Regions from separate parts of the Homo sapiens genome. Here region 2 is linked to region 1. A link is an interaction called in ENCODE POLR2A ChIA-PET data of the cell type or tissue named here. Cell type or tissue: Panc1. All regions are shown on one strand. Each heading gives the region's core, and the rest is flanking DNA. Links, peaks and the distances in the headings are about the cores only.

Region 1 (7,181 bases), core at 1-5,000:
CATCTAAATCCAACCTCCCCTCCAGGGAACTTCCTGACTGTCCTGGCTCACAGCTTTCACGTGTTCCTAAGACCCCAACGCCACTGATTCTTTGTCTATTCAGTCAGTACCTGGCCTGTGCCATTTCCATGGGATCATGTATCTTTATCTACTGCAAGCAACTTGAGTTTGTTTGTTGTTGTTTTTGTAAACAACACTGTGCTTATCCCTCTCAATACCAAATCTAGTCCAGGACGCATAGAAACTGTTTGACCTATGGTCTGCTTCTTGGCTTGGAGAACTCCTATTCACCCTCCAAAACCCAGATGAAATGTCATCTCCTCTATGAAGTCTTCCTCTGTGTCCCATGCTGCCCCATCTGTATGTATCTGTAGTGATTTGTATGTATCCCCAGTAGAAAACCCTCCCTTGTACTGTAATTAATAACTACTATCCAGGCACTGTGTTAAGACTGTCACACTCATTAATTTCAAATCTATCTCTCTGCAAGCCAGAGTCAATACCTATTTAACAGATGGGGGTGATAAGGCTCAGAAAGGTTAAGAGGCTTGCCTAAAATCACACAGCTAATAAGTGGCAGATCTGTAATTTGAGCCCAGGTCTGCTCATGTCCCAAGCAAATAATTCTTTGGTTGGTTCAGGCTGCCACCTCCATCCAACTGCAGCTGAATCCGATGCCTACTGGGGTCCCAACCTTTGCAGTTCCCCAATGGATCAACCTCAGAGATGAGCTGTCACTCAGCCCCAATGTCTGGGGTATCCCAGGCCAAAGGTGATCTACCAGCTGGTGCCACCTCACCCTCACGGCGTCTAGGACAACCTGGAAAGTCCTAGGGGCTTGTATATAGGCAACTAGGCATTAAAAGCTGCTCCTGGCCGGGCATGGGGGCTCAGGTTTGTAGTCCCAGCACTTTGGGAGGCCAAGGCAGGCAGATCACTTGAGGTCAGGAGTTTGAGACCAGCCTGGCCAACATGGTGAAACTCCATCTCTACTAAAAATACAAAAATTAGACAGGTGTGGTAGCGCATGCCTGTAATCCCAGCTACTTGCGAGGCTGAGGTGTGAGAATCACTTGAACCCAGGAGGCAGAGGTTGCAGTGAGCTGTGTGCCACTGCACTCCAGCCTGGGTGACAGAGCAAGACTCTGTCTCAAAAAAAAAAAAAAAAAAAAAAAGCTGGCCCTATTTTCCCCATATTCTAGGATTCTAGGGCTCTATGAATCCACTCCCTCTGTCTACACAGGCAGCGTCAGGAAAGAGTGCTGGTTCTGGAGTCAGTCAACCTGGGTACCGGCTGTAGGACCTTAAGAATGGGACTTAACCTCTCTGGTGCCACAGTCAGCTTACCTGTGATTTGGGAGAACCCCTCCTCACAGTGACTGAGTGCGGCTGTGTAAGTTGAGTACCTGCCACAGTAGCTGGCACATGTCCTCTTGTCTAGGGAACAGATTTACTACACGCACACAATGCGCCAGACACTGTTCTTGGTGCTGTTTACAGCAGCAAATCAGAAGAACATTACTGTCCTTAAGGGGTTTTTCACCCTCAGAACAGCAACCCCAATATTGTTGGCCTGTTCTCTCAGTGAGGAATCCCATGATGCCGTGGGTTTATCTGATTCTAGTTTTTTGTTTGTTTGTTTGTTTTTTGAGAAAGAGTCTTGCTCTGTTGCCCAGGCTGGAGTGCAGTGGCACGATCTCGGCTCACTACAACCTCTGCCTCCTGGGTTCAAGCAATGCTCCTGCCTCAGACTCCTGAGTAGCTGGGGTTACAGGCGTGCGCCACCACACTGAGCTAATTTTTGTATTTTTTTTTTAGTAGAGATGGGGTTTCACCATGTTGGCCAGGCTGATCTCGAACTCCTGACCTCAGGTGATCCACCCGTCTCGGCCTCCTAAAGTGCTGGGATTACAGGTGTGAGCCACCATCCTCGGCCTGATTCCAGTTCTTAACATACATAACACACATACTTCTTAGAAACTCTCCTGTGGTCGCCAAGAGACATGAATATGGAAGTCCCACACAGCATGTGCTGTGGTTGTGAATGAGAAACAGCCTAAATGCCCATCTATAGGAGCCTGGATAAACCACAGGAGAGCCACATCATGGGATGGAATACTACACGGTAATGAAAACCAAGTGGCTGCAACTCAAACAACAGGAAGACAGAAAAGCTGCAGAAGTCAACATGGAGCCTCCAATCAATTATTGAAAGTTCAAAAACAGTGAGCAACATCATACCTATGTATCATTTAGGGAGGCAGAATCAGGCTGCGCTTGGTGGCTCACACCTGTAATCCCAGCACTTTGGGAGGCCGAGGTGGGCGGATCACCTGAGGTCAGGAGTAACAGTATCAAGACAGTCACTGAAGAGTCTCTCCCAGTCTCTTCCCCTGGGAGAGAGAGTGGTAAGAAACGGACTGGGGGTGTGGGGGTATGGGGGATTCAACTGCATTTGGGATGTTTTATTCCTTAAGCTGAACACTTACATACCAGTGTTTGGTTTTACTGAGCCTGATGCTTTTAATATGTCTGAGATATTTTGCTACCCACCAGAATAGGTCAGACAGACTTGGGCTTCGAGCCAGCCCTGTGCTTTGCTGCCATGCGATCCTAGTCTTCTCTGTGAAGTGGGAATCCTATCGCCCACTGTTAGCTCCCGGGACTCTTCTGAGAATTAAACAAGGTCGTGTCTGCAAAGGGCCTGGCATCCGGTGGCTGCCATTGTTCCTGCTGCTGTTGGGAGGGTCTCCCAAAATGAACAGACAGAGGGGAAGGCCAGCTCGCAGGCCTCAGATGGGGAAAAGGGTTTGCTTGTCACAAGGCCAGTCCAGCCCGCGGCGACGCTGAGCTGGTGACGCATCTGCAGCTCTGGGGATTGAGCAATCTTGGTCCCCTGACCGGGATGGAGTCATGGGCCCAGGCTGGCTGGAGCCCCTCTACTGCTCCCCACCCGCTTCTCAGACTTTGTGTTCCTGGCCTTCTTGGGACCCCTCCAGGCTGGCAGCCACACCCTCCCCTCTGTGAGCTAGGCAGGAAAGCCCGGTTCCATTCCTGCCCAGTTCTCTTCGGCCTCTCCTGAGCCCCTGCTCCCCAACTCAAGGTGGGGTCCTAACCACCTTGCATCCAAACAGATCCTCTGGAGACGCACGAGTGGGTCAGGGCAGTCAAGAGCTGTGCAGGCTCAGACAGGTCATGTGACTTCTGTAGGTCCCTGGCTTTAGCAGGTGTGGCCGAAGGTGTGGGGTGCCAGTGTCTGTCTCCTGGTTCAAATCCAGGCTCGGGGTGTGACCCCAATGTTCTTGAACTTAAATCAGAGCCACCGCGATCTCTTTCTCGAAGTGGGGACAAAACACATGCAAAGCAGGGCCTGCCCCTCCAAGGTGCACCTTGAAGGTATCAGACGGCATGGACGAGGTCCCCTCGCTGGCTGCTGTGACGGTTAAACGATTCTTCCCAGCTCTGCACAACTCAAGTGATAGCTGTTGGACTCGGAGATGAACAAGAGTGAGGGAAACGGTGGGGGAGAGCAGTGGGCAAGACCTGGCGTGGCAAGTGGGGAGCAGGAGGCCCTCGTGTGGACTCGCAGAGACCCAAACCCAATGAAACAAGTACCCTGCTGGCGCATGTGCAGGAACTGATCAGCGTTCCTGAGGGCCCAAGGACATTTCCAGGGCACAGCTTGGGGAGGGCAGCAGAGTGGGAGCAGCTGTGAAATTGGGTTTCAGGTCATGACGCAGTTGGGGAACTTATTTCCTTCATCCCTGCCCTTTCCTGACCCTGTCCCACTCCCTTAACAAAGGTCAGCCTGGCCTAGGGGTGTCCTCCCTGGAGACCTCCCCTCCCTTGTGCCTCAGCCTCTCACTGTCTTTGGGGCAGACATTTCTCCGCTCTGGGCTTCAGTTTCTCTATCTGTAAAATGGGTGGGGTGATATTTCAGGCCTTAGCAACTTCTAAAATCCCATTTTTTGAAGATTTAGAACCAGTGAGCCTTCCTGAGGCCCACTTCACAAGCCTATCCAAGCAGAGGTGGCAAAATCCTCCTCCCTGGGTGAGAGGCAGGCGACACCCCTGAGTTGGTCACACCAGCCTTCCAAGGAGCTAACCCGACCTGACAGTCACTTCAGCCTGGCCAGGCCCCCAGGCAGTGTGCCAAAAAGCGGACGGGGGAGGGGATTTGCAGCAAGAGCTACAGCTCCCCAGAGGCCGCACTTCTGTCGGGGGAGACGCTGAGCGAGGGTCAGAAGAAAGTCAGCATGGGAAATGTGACGTCAGCAGAGGCAGATGCGAAGGAATACTATCCGAAAATGCTTCCGTAAACTCACCCTCCCAGGAAGCCAAATTCTGTGGGTTTTCAGTGGAGCTGGGTCTGTACAATCTCCCGGGCTCCGTTTTCTCATCAGCTAAGTCAAAATAATAAAGTGAGGCCAGGCACGGTGGCTCAAGCTCGTAATCCAAGCACTTTGGGAAGCCAAGGTGGGTGGATTGCCTGAGCTTAGGAGTTCGAGACCAGCTTGGGCAACATGGTGAAACCCCGTCTCCACTAAAATACAAAAAAGTAGCCAGGCGTGGTGGTGTGCGTCTATAATCCCAGCTACTTGGGAGGCTGAGGTGGGACAATCGCTTGAACCCGGGAAGTGGAGGTTGCAGTGAGCCGAGATCGCATCACTGCTTTCCAGCCTGGGAGACAGAGCGAGACTCCGTCTCAAAATAATAATAATCATAATCATAATCATAATCATAATCATAAAGTGGACTACGCAGGGCTTTTCTAGAGACATGATAAGACCTCGTGTCTAAATGGCCTGGTACATACTAGGGCCTCCATAAATGCCGGCTCCATGCTGCCCCCACCTCTGTCCACCAGGGCACCCCCGGCACCAAGGGCCAGACTCCCTCTGCTGCCCCCAATCTGCTTCTCAGACTTTCTGCTCCTGGCCTTCCTGGGAGCCCTCCAAGCCAGCAGCTGTGCCCTCCCCTCTGTGAACTGGGCAGGAAAGCCAGGCTCCATCCCTGTCCAACTCTCCTCAGCCTCTCCTGAGACCTGGCTCCTCATTCTCGCCACTCCCTACCAGGCACCGGGAGGCACGGCTCACTGTTCCCTAGTTTGTCTTGGTCCCCCAGAGGGCCAACAAGCAGTCTGGGTGTTTACATTAGTTCAGCTGAGACAGGCTGAACAAACACACGCGGTCCCATGGCTTCTAGTGCCAGCCCCCACACACCACTCGCCACCCAGGCTGTCTTGAGTCCACAGGTGTCCCCACCCCACTCCAGATCTTCTGTTTACACTCGGCAGCAGCGTCCCATCTTTTGACTTCCCTGGGCCACAATGTAAGAAATATTGTCTTGGGTCACACATAAAATACACCAACGATAGCCGATCAGCTAAAAAACAAAGGTGCATGCATAAATCTCAGAATGTTTTAAGAAAGTTTATGAATCTGTGGTGAGCCGCATTCAAAGCCATCCCAGGTCACATGCGGCCCACGGGCCGCAGGTTGGACAAGCTCATTCACAGATTCTCCCCATGGATTCTGTTTGAGGTTTGCTGCGTCCAGCTGATACCTGGTGAGACACTAACCCCGCCCACGACTATCTCCAGGCTCCAGCCGTCAACAGCTGTATGGGCTCAAACAGGTCACCGGACTTCTCATTTATAAAATGGGGATGGTGACAGGGCCAACCCCACAGAGGACTGCTACGATCAAATGGGATAATGAGAGGTAGGCGCTAAGCACGTTGCCTGCAGGGCTCATGGAAGGTGCTGGAGAAATAAGCTTTTTAAAAAAAATTTAATACTGTTTTATGAGTAATTGAAGAGTTTGGCCAGAAGTCAGTGGGTCCTGAGAATACAACCTAAAAATAAGTAGAAAATTCTTGGCCAGACTGTGCTAAGCACTTTCCATGTATTATCAACGCCTCGCAGCAACCCCAGGAGATATGGTATGCCATCATCCTTCATTTGCATAGACAGGGAACTGAGGCTCAGAGAGGTTGAGTCACTCACAGGGGGTCACACAGCTCCCTGAAGGACGCACGTGTCTGTTCCAGAGCCTGTGCTCTTATCTTCCACACTCACCCAAGCTCCTATAGGGGCCGCAGCCTCATCTCTGTGTCTTTCTTCCCCACCCTTCCTTCATTCTGCGGAGGGTTCCTGAGGTCCCCAGCCTCCTCTAGGCCATGGAGTCCTGGGAGCTGCCAGCAGCGTGGAGCTCGGCTGTGCAGCCTCCCCTGCCTACTGCCGAGGTGGTGCCTTGAGGAGCTGTGATGGTCTTCCCTTGCCCTGGGTCTGAGCCTCTAGGATCCTGCTGCTGCAGAACCTCCTGGTTTGGAAAAGGGGAAAGGAGCTGTCTGTAACTCATCATTTAACCCATGCCAGGCACCGCGCAGATATTTTCCCACATAATCTTCATGATCACCCTGTGCTGGAGGTACTACCATCCCCACTTTACAGAGGAGGAAACCGAGGTTCCAAGAGGTGGTGTCACTTGCCAAGGGTCCCAGAGCTAGTGCGTGGCGGAGCTGGGGACTCAAACCCAGGTTGCTCTGACTCAAAGCCCACAATCTTGCTGCTCCCCAGGCTGGCCCCTGCTCCTGGGAGAGATAAGACCCCATATAAACAACCCTAACATAAACCAGAAAGCCAGGCAGGCCTTCAGGAGGCCCAGATAACAGCTGGGAAGATACACAAAGAGGGGCTCAGACTTCCTGGGGAAATCTCTGTGTGAATAACATAAGAGGAATTCTCCACTGGGAGGAGCAGCCCTGGGGCCCCCAGCAGCCATGTCCTGGAAGAGGGTCTGTTGGGGACCTAGGCCTGACCACAGGAAAGACAATTTCCAGTGCAGTGGCCCATGGGTGCCTTCACAAGTAATCAATATGGAATGAGCACCTACGGTGTGTTGGGCCAGGCACCAGGCTTGTCATGCACTTATTATCTTTCTCCATTCTTTCTGCAGTCCTGTCACACAGGATTGATTGATTGATTGATTGATTGAGATGGAGTCTCGCTCTGTTGCCCAGGCTGGAGTGTAATGGCGCAATCTCGGCTCACTGCAACCTCTGCCTCCCGGGTTCAAGCGATTCTCCTGCCTCAGTCTCCGAAGTAGCTGGAATTAGAGGCACGTGCCACCACACCCGGCTAATTTTTGTATTTTTAGTAGAGACAGGGTTTTACCATG
Region 2 (6,126 bases), core at 1,127-6,126, 1.6 Mb before region 1:
GGTGCCCCAAAACAATTACAATAGTAACATCAAACATCACTGATCACCATAACAGATACAATAATAATGAAAAGGCTTGGCTGGGTGCAGTGGCTCTCACCTGTAATCCCAGCACTTTGGGAGGCTGAGGCAGGTGGATCATGAGGTCAGGAGTTCGAGACCAGCCTGGCCAACATGGTGAAACCCTGTCTCTACTAAAAATACAAAAAATTAGCCAGGCGTGGTGGCAGGTGCCTGTAATCCCAGCTACTCGGGAGGCTGAGGCAGGAGAATCGCTTGAACCTGAGATGCAGAGGTTGCAGTGAGCTGAGACCATGCCACTGCACTCCAGCCTGGGCAACAGAGCGAGACTCCGTCTCAAAAAAAAAAAAAAAGAAAAAAGAAAAGGCTTGAAATATTGTGAGAATTACCAAATGTGTCACAGAGGCTTAAGGTGAGCACATGTACTAGTGAAAAGGTTTGAAATATTGCAAGAATTATCAAAATGTGACACAGGGACATAGAAGGCCATATGTCTTCTATCAGTTAGCTATTGGCGTGTGACAAACCATCCCAGAACTCAGTGGCTTAAAATAATCAGTGATTATTTCCCATGAGCCTACAAATTGGCCGGGCAATTCTGCTAAAATCATCCAGGCATGGCTGATCCCACTGGGTGCACTCATGTGTCTGCAGCCAGCTGGCAGCTAGGCTGAGGCTGGGTGGGATGAGCCAGCTTTGCTCGGTGGGGTCTCTCATCCCCCCAGGAACTAACTTGGACCCATTCTTATGGTGAGGTTCTAGGAGAGAGTGGAATTCACGTGCAAGGCCTCCTGAGGCCTAGGTTTGAAAATGGCATGATGCGATTTCCTGTGCCTTCTATGGGCCAATGCAAGTCACAAGGCCAGCCCAGATTCAAGGGGTGGGGAAACAGACTACACTTCTTGATGGGAGGGGTTTCAAGGTCACATTGTAAAGTATGTGGATACAGGCAGGGGTGGGAATTATGGCCGTTTTTTGCCATCAGTCTACCACAGATGTACACAATATGTCTGAAACACTGCAACATACTGATGGCTCATGTGTAGTGGGCAACAGGTTAAATCCATTAAGACACTAGTTCAGGATGAATCTTTCTCCAAATTCTCACCCAGGAAGAAGGGGAAGGGGTGGGGGAAACACTGGGAATGATGGCAGGCTGTTGGCAAGTGGCTGGCTTTTGGGGATGTGGTTTTGGGAGTCCTGGGCTAAGGCAGGATCCACATAAAGAACTGGAGGAGTGAGCCCAGGTAGAATCCTTTAGGCAAGATCCAGGTGGGCATGGTGGTGTGCACCTGTGGTCCCAGCTACTCAGGAGGTTGAGGCAGGAGGATGGCTTGAGCCCAGGAGTTCAAGGCTGTAGTGAGCTATGGTTGTACCACTGCACTCCAGCCTGGATGACAGAGTAAGACCCTGTCTCTAAAAATATATCAACAACAACAACAACAACAACAAAAACAAAAAAAACATGCTCCTTGAAGCGCAGAGATTCATTCTGGAAAATTCTCAGCCAATAAATTATCTCTCTCCCCTATTCTCTTTTTCTTGGGGATTTCTATAAGCAAATGTCAAACTTTAATTTAATTCCTATTTTCCATCTCTTTATCTCTCCATGATGCATTGTGGTTAATTTCTTCAAATCAATCTTCCAGTTCATTATTATTATTATTATTTTTGAGACAGAGTCTCTCTCTGTCACCCAGACTGGAGTGCAGTGGTGTGATCTCAGCTCACTGCAACTTCTACCTCCCAGGTTCAAGTGACTCTTGTGCCTCAGCCTCCCAAGTAGTTGGGATTACAGGCATACACCACCACATCTAACTAATTTTTATATTTTTAGTAGAAACGGGTTTTCACCATGTTGGCCAGCGTGGTCTCAAACTCCTGGCCTCAACTGATCCACCCACCTTGGCCTCCCAAAGTGCTGGGATTACAGGTGTGAGCCACCACACCCAGCCAGTTCATTATTTTTCTCTTTAGTTTTGTCTAAACCACTTTAATTTATCCAGTATTCATTGTAATGACTCTATTTTTTTATTTCTACAAGTTACATTTGATTTATTTTCAGATCTCCGTATTCTTTTTTTCAATGTCTTGTTCCTTCCACTTATTTTCAAAGTTTAAATTTATGTCTTTAAAAACTGTAACATACTTAGCGGGTGGGGAGGGCTTCTTCAGACCATTCTGCTGGGCACTAACGGTCTAATTCTGATTGTGTTGTTTCTGCAACCTTTCTTCATGGTGGTTTTATAAGACTGGATTGAAAACTCATCTTTACAGCTACTCATACATGGGAATCTGTGTAGCCTAGATTGAGAACCTATTTTCTCCAGAGCAGTTTTCTCTTTTAAAAAATCATTTAGGCTGGGTGCAGTGGCTCACGCCTGTAATCCCACCACTTTGGGTGGCTGAGGCGAGCGGGTCACCTGAGGCCAGGAGTTCGGGACCAGCCTGACCAACATGGTGAAACCCCGTCTCTATTAAAAATACAAAAATTAGCTGGGCGTGGTGGTGGGCACCTGTAATTCCAGTTACTCAGGAAGCTGAGGGAGGAGAATCGCTTGAACCCAGGAGGTGGAGGTTGCAGTAAGCCCAGATCGCGCCACTGCACTCCAGCCTGGGTGACAAGAGTGAAACTTCATCTCAAAATAAATAAATAAATAAATAAAAAATAAAAAGTATGGCCAGGTGCAGTGGCTCATGCATGTAACCCCAGCACTTTTGGAGGCCGAGGTGGCAGGATCACTTGAGCCAGGAGCATGAGACCAGCCTGGGCAATGTAGGAAGTCCCCACCTCTACAAAAAGAATTTGAAAATTAGCCAGGCACACCTACAGTTCCAGCTACTTGGGGGTGCTGAGGTGGGATCACTTCAGCCCGGAGGGGGTCGAGGCTGCGGAGGGTGGTGTTCGTGTCACTGTACTCCATCCTGGGTGACAGAATGAGACTGTCTCAAAACAAATTATTTATTTATTCATGTTAGAGACAGGGTCTCACTGTATATAACCCAGGCTGTAGTACAGTGGCACAATCATAGCTCACTGCAGCCTTGAACTCCTGGGCTCAAGTGATCCTTCCACCTCAGCCTCCCAAGTTGCTGGGATTACAGGCACAGGTTACCAGTCATGGCTAATTAAAAACAATTGTTTTTAGAGACTGGTTTTCATTGGGAAGGTTCTGTGAGATGATGTCTAGAATCACCTGTCACAGCGAGTATCTGATAAATATTAGTTCCTTCCACTCTTTGTATATTTGGTGCCTAATAAATGCTTATCAAGTCAAATGAAAACAAGACGGATATAACTGACGACATGAAAATTTCTCAGGATATAGGAGCAGCTGCCAAGTTCTGCACGAGCCCTCAAGGAAAGGCAGTCGGTAACTCTCCCCAGCAAGCACCCTCTGGACACGCCCCCTGGGCTGGGATTGGAGGAGGGATGGCTGCAGAAATGGCTGTGAAGTGGCCTTTTCCTCTATGAAAGTGTGCACACCAGAGAGCTGCCACCAGGTGGTGCTGTGGTGACCATGTAAGCCCCGGGCATCTCCCTGGCAGAACCCTACCCCAAGAGCTTCCTACAATGCCATTCCCATTAGAGACGGAGGGAGCGCCCTGGGAGTGGGGTCTGATCACATCCTAGAAAGCCTGCCCCTCCCTGGAGTCCCTGAGATGGAGCCATGAGTATGGGACTCTGGGCTTAGCCCTGCCTGGAGGGCAAGGCCATTTGGGTAAACCCTCAACTATAGAATTAAAGGGACAGGCCGGGTGCACTGGATCATACCTGGAATCACAGCATTATGGGAGGCCGAGGCGGGAGGATTGTTTGAGCCCAGGAGTTTGAGACCAGCCTGGGCAAAATAGTGAGACCTCTTCTCTATTTTATTTTTATTTTATTATTATTATTATTATTAATTTATTTATTTTTTTGAGATGGAGTCTCACACTGTTGTCCAGGCTGGAGCGCAGTGGCACAATCTCTGCTCACTGCAACCTCTGCCTCCTGGGTTCAAGCGATTCTCCTGCCTCAGCCTCCTCAGTAGCTGGGATTACAGGGATTACAGGTGCCTGCCACTACGCCCGGCTATTTTTTTTTTCTTTTTTCTTTCTTTTTTTTTTTTTTTTGTTTTTGCATTTTTAGTAGAGATGGGGTTTCACTATGTCAGCCAGGCTGGCCTTGAACTCCCGACCTCGTGATTTGCCTTCCTCGGCCTCCCAAAGTGCTGGGATTACAGGCGTGAGCCACCACTCTTGGCCAATTTTTTTGTTTTGTTTTGTTTTTTTTAATTAAAGGGACAGATAAAGGGTCAGTAGAAAGAACCCTGGTGTGGGTGTCAGACAGGTAAGCGGCCCTCCCTTGGCTCCATCACTTACAAGCTGTGTGACCATGAATAAATCTCCTGGGCTCCCTGCACCTGCTCTCTCGAAAAACAGGGACTGTTCTGGTGTCCTCCCTCCAGGCTGGCCGTGCAGATGGAGGAGACACCACTTGCAAAGGGCCCGACCTGAAAATGGTACTTCATCCTTCTCTTGGTGCAGTTCAACAGGTATCCATGGAGGCCCTGTCCCTGGGCATCCATGCTGGAGCCGCCAGCCTCAAGGAAGCTGAGCGGGTGAGAAAAGAGGAATCCAGGGCCGGGCGCGGTGGCTCAAGCCTATAATCCCAGCACACTGGAGGCCGAGGTGGGTGGATCACCTGAGGCCAGGAGTTCGAGACCAGCCTGGCCAACATGGTGAAACCCCATCTCTACTAAAAATACAAAAATCAGCTGGGATGGTAGTAGGCGCCTGTAATCCCAACTACTTGGGAAGCTGAGGCAGGAGAATGGCTTGAACTTGGGAGGCAGAGGTTGCAGTGACCCGAGATTGTGCCATTGCACTCCAGCCTGGGCAACATGAGCGAAACTCCATCTCAAATAAATAAAATTAATTAATGAAATTAAATTTTTAAAAAGAGGAATCCAGGACTAGAGGGTGTGTGGCTTCCCCAGCTGCAGGGAGGACTGGCTGAAGGATGGGGTGTTCAGGAGGAGGTCCCTTCCCCTCTGAGATCACACCTGGTGGAAATGGGGTCTGCCTGATTGCTGTTCCCTCTGCGCCCTGCACAGGTCCTGGGATGTCATGGCGTAGGTCACAGGAGACATTTGCTGGCTGATAGATCAATTAACTACATCAAGTGAAAATGCTACTACTGAAGGTTCAAGTCAGGGCCTGAGTCCAGGTCTCTGCTTTCTGCTGGACGGGCCAAGCCCTGCATTTTGGACCCTGTTCATCTCTCCAGCCTTGTTTCTCACAACTTCCTGGCAGAAACCTTGGCTGCAGTCACTGGCCCTTCCCAGCACATGCACCTTCCTGCCTCTGGACTTTGGGTATTGCCAGTCCTGCGCCCTCCGGCCTTCTGCCTGCCTCGAAGCCTCTCGAGGCTTACCTGTCCTTCAAAGCCTGCCCTCTCCTCCCTGGCGCCCTCCCTGCCTTCTGGAAGGAAAGGCTCCTCCTTTGAACTGCTGCAGCCCTTAAAGTCTAGGCCCTTGAGATGCAGCATTTGGTTCTGTTATTCACCTGCTTTAAGCCTGGCATCTTATTTTCTTAACTAGGTTGTAGGCTCTTTGAGGGCAGCAAGCTTGTCGGAAAAGGCAGCATAAAAGAAGGGTTAACAGGAAATGGTTTAGACATACATGAATTAGAATCCCAGGCTTGCTAATTACTGGCTGGGTGCCCTTGGAGAAGTCACCTAACCTCCCTGGGCTTCAGGTTTCCCATTTTCAAAAGTGGAAAATGGGCCAGGCGCAGTGACTCATGCCTATAATTGTAGCACTTAGGGATGCTAAGGCAGGTGGATCACCTGAGGTCAGGAGTTCAAGACCAGCCTGGCCAACATGGTGAAACCCCGTCTCTACTAAAAATACAAAAAAATTAACTGGGCATGGTGGTGGGCACCTGTAATCCCAGCTACTTGAGAGGCTGAGGCAGGAGAATCGCTTGAACTCAGGAGGCGGAGGTTGCAGTGAGCCAAGATCACACCACTGCACTCCAGCCTGGGCAACAGAGTGAGACTCCATCTCAAAATAAATAAATAAATAAATAATAAAAATAAAAATGGAAAATGAAGCCATG

What was found. Peaks named below come from ENCODE experiments on the same cell type or tissue, not always from the same donor. Only the 100,000 strongest peaks of a DNase experiment are listed, where the experiment ranks them.
Region 2: POLR2A ChIA-PET joins it to region 1 with 8 read pairs; 1 of 35 experiments calls an interaction of 5 or more read pairs at or near these places.

The regions. Positions count from the first base shown.
Region 1 is chr1:21,314,638-21,321,818 of GRCh38, forward strand. It overlaps a transcript of ECE1 not described here. Among named protein-coding and RNA genes, the nearest start is that of ECE1-AS1, 25 kb to the left of the region's middle. RefSeq lists enhancers at 522-1,311, 2,405-3,222, 3,223-4,040, 4,859-5,676 and a silencer at 5,429-5,668. In Panc1, for the core only: no CTCF peak of the experiment used is centred there; no DNase peak of the experiment used is centred there; H3K27ac peaks cover 2,624 bases.
Region 2 is chr1:19,712,261-19,718,386 of GRCh38, forward strand. The region is part of intron 13 of TMCO4 (transmembrane and coiled-coil domains 4); the gene reads right to left. Among named protein-coding and RNA genes, the nearest start is that of HTR6, 50 kb to the left of the region's middle. In Panc1, for the core only: a CTCF peak has its summit at 3,511 (motif pointing right); a DNase peak (open chromatin) is centred at 3,531.